Regions from separate parts of the Mus musculus genome. Here region 1 is linked to region 2. A link is a loop called in an ENCODE intact Hi-C map of the cell type or tissue named here. Cell type or tissue: gastrocnemius. All regions are shown on one strand. Links, peaks and the distances in the headings refer to the core of each region. The heading gives the core; the rest is flanking DNA. Region 1 overlaps Yars (tyrosyl-tRNA synthetase). Region 2 overlaps Gm12976 (a long non-coding RNA gene).

The links. A loop is a pair of places that touch in the nucleus more often than their neighbours do. Peaks named below come from ENCODE experiments on the same cell type or tissue, not always from the same donor. Only the 100,000 strongest peaks of a DNase experiment are listed, where the experiment ranks them.
Region 1: a loop joins it to region 2, with 4 times the contacts of the local background. A loop is called at or near these places in 33 of 42 quality-filtered maps.

The regions. Positions count from the first base shown.
Region 1 is chr4:129,218,947-129,221,852 of GRCm38, forward strand. Yars (tyrosyl-tRNA synthetase) reads left to right here. Exons shown (of 13, transcript NM_134151.5): 13 at 1-294. It overlaps C77080 (expressed sequence C77080), which reads right to left. Exons shown (of 7, transcript NM_001033189.3): 6 at 2,869-2,906; 7 at 632-2,531. The coding sequence ends at 2,509. Among named protein-coding and RNA genes, the nearest start is that of Gm12976, 19 kb to the right of the region's middle. In gastrocnemius, for the core only: no CTCF peak of the experiment used is centred there; DNase peaks (open chromatin) are centred at 1,598 and 1,958.
Region 2 is chr4:129,275,102-129,278,007 of GRCm38, forward strand. It overlaps Gm12976 (a long non-coding RNA gene), which reads left to right. Exons shown (of 3, transcript XR_868184.3): 2 at 554-1,789. Among named protein-coding and RNA genes, the nearest start is that of Sync, 11 kb to the right of the region's middle. In gastrocnemius, for the core only: no CTCF peak of the experiment used is centred there; a DNase peak (open chromatin) is centred at 1,547.

The sequences.
Region 1 (2,906 bases), core at 244-2,743, 56 kb before region 2:
AAAGAAGGGAAAGAGAGCCTAGAGGTCTCCCAAGCTCTCCAGGGCTGGCAGCATTCTCCAGGCTTCCAAACCTGAGGCTTGGCACCAGAGGCAGGACTTGCCCTGGCTCTCTTGGGGTTCCCTTGATCTGGCTAGATTGGACACTCCCTAAACAAGCCAGCTGTGTTAGCAGCAGGATGGAGATGGACTGAAACTGTGGAGCTTTCTTCAGAATGTGAGATACTCCATAAAGCATCTCAAGCAAATCCCTAACCGCCACTGTCAAGTTCAAATAAAGTGTCTGAAAAGGCTTTCTGCACGGAGTCTCGTGAGCTGCATCATCTCAGGAGACAGTGTGAGTGCAGGGCAGCTGCTACGCTTACCTAACCTGGGATCACTGACTTTAGCCACACATTGGGATGAGACAGGCAGGGACAAGTAACGGACATCCCGAGTGTCCCCTTGGCTTGTGTCAGTAGGCAGGACACCATCTCACGTGGGCCAGAGCACTGGCCTGCCTACCACAGCCAGGTCCTTCTGTGGTTCATTAGCATTAGGTTCACGCTAGCATGAGGTGTGCATTCCTCAAACCTTGTTACCACGTATTACCAGTATCACCTGCTGCCGATGTCTGGAAAACAGCAGTCACAGCCAAGTTTCAATCATTTAATTAATACCTTTTAATGAAACACAGCTTTGTCATGTGTCTCACTCAAGCTTCAGAGGAGGAGGCATAGGGAAAGGATTGTTTATAGAGACATATCAAAGACTCAAAGTAAGGAAATATAGATATATATTTCTCTCTTCTAATATTTTTATGCAAATTAAAAATCAGAGGCTTTTGGTCTCTCCATTTGCACAAGGTCAAGCTCATTTACCCCAGAGGACAGAGATGTCTCTTGTAGACTCTCCTTCCTTCTTTGTACTGTGGCCCACCCGGTGGGGAAACACAGAGAAGAACCCAAGCCAGGGCAAGAGCTCCAGCGACCCTGGCGACCCTGCATCCTGCATCGTGGGGCAGAACAGTGCTTACTTTGATTGTCCTCCCTCCCAGCAGCAGCTCCCCATCACACACGGACCAGGGAAAGACAGAGAACACAAGCAGCCCGAACAGGAGGGCTTAGGGGGCCTGGACTCCACCCCATCTCCCCAGCTCTTGACAGCAAGGTCAGTAATGGGGTAGCGTGCTGCTCCCGTCTTGGTAGTGGAGAAGCTACTGGCAGGCTCTCTTGCCAGGCTGGAGCCCCCGTTGAAAAGACTCAAAGGGTGGCCCTGAAGGAGGCACAGCCATGGAGCCTACAGGAACTCCGGCTCACCTCGAGGTGGTACAAGTCATGAGATTCTAGGAAGAGAAAGCAGAGGCTGCTCTCTGGGGATAGCCACCGGCCTGCTGGAAAGATCACAGCTTATCCCCTCTTCTAGAGAAGAGCCTGGGGTAGTAACATAAGCCTTTGGCTCCCCATCCTGGCCACAAACCCTCAGCTCCCTCCACCTGGCAGAAAGGCAGCTGCAGAAAGGACATGCACCGGAGAGTGGAGACAGGTCAGAGAAAGATTCTGAGGAATAGGCCTGGGCCCACTGCCCAGGAAGTCCCTGCCAGACCCTCCCCACACCTTGGCAGGATTTCCTGCCAAGCCGAAATGGACACATCCCATGAGCTCCTGGCTCTGAGGCTGTGCCCATCCACCCAAGCACAATCAAGTGTCACAGGACAGGTACCCAACATGCCAACATCCCAGATGGCTCCCTAGTCTGGTTTTTGGTTTCTTAGTGTAGTGCCCACAGGCCTCCTCTGGCTTCTCTCTCCTCACCATGAGTCCCCTAGAAGGAGCACCTGACAGAACTGGAAGGCAGGAGAGTGGTTGGTGGTGAGTTGAGGCACAGGAAGGCTAGCCTCGACTGCACCTTTTGTGCTTTGGAATTCCACAGCCCCACTCCTGCCAGCAGCCTGGGGAGCCTGTGGGCATGAGAGACTTGCCCATCTCCGAGAACTAAGGAAAGGAGTGGACTGGACTGGCAGAGTGGACAGACTGGTCCCAGCTGGGGGCTGGCTACCAAGCACTGGCGCTACCACCGTGTAAACAGGCTCTTGGAATGTGGGTTCGTGAGCCCTGGAGGATGGACATGCAGCCACTTTGCAAAGTGCTTTGATTCTAGATTGCAATAAACATGATTCCAGACATGAAACAAAATAAACGCGTATTCTGCTCCCCTCCCACCGCTGTGGCCTTGGGGGCCGGGGTGGGGCACAGCCACCCCCTCCCTCCAGCTACCTTCTTCAAGTGGAGGCTAAGGCCGAGGCTGAAGGGCTGCTGGAGGTGAATCCTTTCAGGCAAAGGCATGAGGGGAGGGGTCACTTGGAGGATGGGCAACACCAGGCTTGCATAAACATGGAGGCTGTGGAGATTAAGGCCGCAGGCATCCTGTCTTAGGTTGTGTCTGCCAAATCCTCTGTTCCTTGGAGCTGCTCGGGTCCCTGAGAGACTGTATCCCTGGGATGGGTCAGCAGGGCCAGTTGAGTGATGACGGTCAGACCAGTTTCTTCTGTGGATCTGTGAGAAAAGGACATTGGTTCAGCAGGCCTTCCAGCTGGGGTCTGACAAAACCCCCAAAACGCTCCTCACCCAACCTTCCTATATCCCGTCCCTTCACTGACACTAGGCTAGACACTTATAGACAGCCGGTATCGTGGGTGTCTCCGCCCCATTTTAAACCTAAGTGAGATAGGAGATAATGTGACAAAACTGAAATTTATTCCGGGCGGCTGCCAGAGCACATGACCCGACTATCCCTCCAGGCTCAGACTGCTATCAGTTTTTGTAGATCCAAGAGCATGCCCACCTATGGTGGGCCCTCTGAGAACGGATTTTGCACCAGTGCCTACAGTACCTGAACCAGGGGAGCCCATCTTCTCTGTAGCAGCCAGC
Region 2 (2,906 bases), core at 209-2,708:
TACAGTGTACTTACATATAATAAATAAATTGGCCAGGCATGGTGGCACATGCCTTTAATCCCAGCACTTGGGAGGCAGAGGCAGGAGGATTTCTGAGTTTGAGGCCAGCCTGGTCTACAAAGTGAGTTCCAGAATAGCCAGGGCTACACAGAGAAACCCTGTCTCGAAAAACCAAAAAAAAAAAAAAAAAAAAAATCTTAAAAAAAAATTTAGGAGGCTCATGACTAATACAGACACTTGGGAGGCATAGGCAGGATGACCTTGGTGAATCTGAGGGCAGCCTGGTCTACACAGAGTTCCAGGCTAGCCAGGGGTACACAGTGAGACTTTGTCTCACAAAATAAAAAAACTACAAAAACAAAGCCAGCTGTAATGGCACACACCTTTAATCCTAGTACTCAGGAGGCAGAGGCAGTCTGATCTCTGTGAGTTTGAGGCCAGCCTGGTTTGAATAGTGAGTTCTAGGATAGCCAGAGCTGCATAGTGAAAGACTGTCTCAAAAAACCATATTTTTTTGTTTTGTTTTTTGTTTTTTTTTACAACAAAAATCTAGAGGAAGTGGATGGACTCCAGCAGGAGGCAGAGCTTCAAGTGAGGAGAATGTGGGAGTGGAAGAGGGACGAAGAAACGTACAGATCATATGTGCACTGGGAACAGAGGCACCGCCGCGGCGTCTAGAGCAGCCTACGGGACTGTCAGAAGGGACACTCCAAGAAGGACAGAAGAAACTGCTGAGTTGGGGGTCTGCCTATGGTGGCCTGCCGATGTCTGTTTTAGAACTAAGCAGCTGGGTGGGAGTCCCACAGAGTCTGAGAGAAGGTCCCTGTCACCCTCACCAGGAAACGAGATTTAACTTCAGCTTTCCACTCGGGGTCCAGGTAAGAACCGCAAAGACTGCCGGGCTGTTCTCTAGGGATCCCTGTATCCCTCCTAAGCTATAGGATTGCATTCTCCATGTTAAAGCCCAGGAAATACAGTCCCAAGAGTCCAGAGACACAGGAGGGTGAGGAGGCTGGCTTTATACTCCAGTCTCCTGAGTCTAATGCCTGGCTCTTTCCCTGGCGTCCACACCCATGGCTTTCCAGTGTTCCTTTCAAACGGGTGGAGCTATTGCTATTGTGTGTTTACTTATTTATTTATTGTGGTACTGGGGATTGGACATAGGATCTCATGTATACAGAGCTACATAGCCCTCATTAATTTCTAATCATTCGTGTGTATGTGTGTGTGTGTGTGTGTGTGTGTGTGTGTGTGTGTGTGTGTGTGTGTGTTAACACAACGTCCTATGTAACCCAAGCTGGCTTCTATCTAGCTCAGCTATGGAACTAAGGATGACCTCGAACAAGTCATCTTCCTGCCTCAACCGAATGCTGGAATTGGACGCACACTATACAGCCTCTTGCATGTTAGATAAGCACTCTGCCCACTGAGTGATATCCCAGGCCTCTTTATTACTAATTACTGCTTTGATGACCAGGCTCCTCCCTCCAGGCTATTTGCACAGTCGGTTCAGAAAAGACAAGTCCGGTGCGCCCCCGCGCGGTCACTAAAGGAAACACACGTCCTGCTGTGGCAGGCGCCTGAGTGGGAAAGGTGAGGTCTGTGTGGCGTCCCCTGTAGGCTGCGCTAGACATCGCAGGCGAGTTAATCTGTGGACGCCGCGGGTGACTCGCTCACTCACCTGGTGCCTTGTTAGACAATCAGCTGAATCATGGTACACAACAGTGGGAGCAAGGAGGACAAAGGAAAGGCAGGGAATAACATCGTCTCTTGTAAACTACGAAAAGAGGTCAGTATCCCCTCTCCCCCTTTATTTCTGAGATTTTGATTGTTTGGTTTGGTTTTTTTGAGACAGGGTTTCTCTGTGTAGCCTTGGCTGTCCTGGAACTCTCTCTGTAGACCAGGCCTTCAACTCACAGAGATCTGCCTGCCTCTACCTCTCAGGCACTGAGGCTAAAGCCGTGCACCACCCAGCTGTTTTTCCATTTAACATACACATCTAACATAGAAGCAAAACCTGAGCCAGGAATGGTGGCACACGCCTTTAATCTCAGCACTCAGGAGGCAGAGGCAGGCAGATTTCTGAGTTCGAGGCCAGCCTGGTCTACAAAGTGAGTTCCAAGGACAAAAAAGAAAGAAAAAAGGAAGCAAAACCTGACCTCGAGGGAGATTAAGTGATCTATCAAGAGAGTTGTCTGGTTGGTTGCTTTGTTTGTTTGTTTTTGTTTTTGTTTTTTTTTCGAGACAGGTTTCTCTGTATCGCCCTGGCTGTCCTGGAACTCACACTGTAGACCAGGTGGCCTCGAACTCAGAAATCTGCCTGCCTCTGCCTCCCAAGTGCTGGGATCAAAGGCTTACGCCACCACCACCCAGCTCAAGAGAGTTGTCTGTAATCTGTACAGAAATCTGCCTGTGGCCATGATACAGTTCCTGGGGAGTATGCTTGAGAGAGTCGAGTCTGTGGTTCCCGCCACCCTGACCATAAGCCTCCCGGGGTCCAGGATAATGACACCTAAGTAGAAGACAGGGGTGGGGGAGGAGGTATCGGATGCTAGGTGCTATCAATCCTGCAAGTGTGACTCTTTTTTGTTTTCTTTTGTTGTTGTTGTTTTTGGTTTTGGTTTATTTTTCGAGTGTTTTTCTTTTCTTTTTTTCTTTTCTTTTTTTTCTTTCTTTCTTTTTTTTTTTTTTTTTGTTTGTTTTTTTTTGGTTTTTCGAGACAGGGTTTCTCTGTAGAGCCCTGGCTGTCCTGGAACTCACTTTGTAGACCAGGCTGGCCTCGAACTCAGAAATCTGCCTGCCTCTGCCTCCCGAGTGCTGGGATTAAAGGCGTGCGCCACCACACCCGGCTGTGTTTTCTTTTTCTAATAATTAATTTGTTTTTATTTTATGCGCATTGGTGTTTC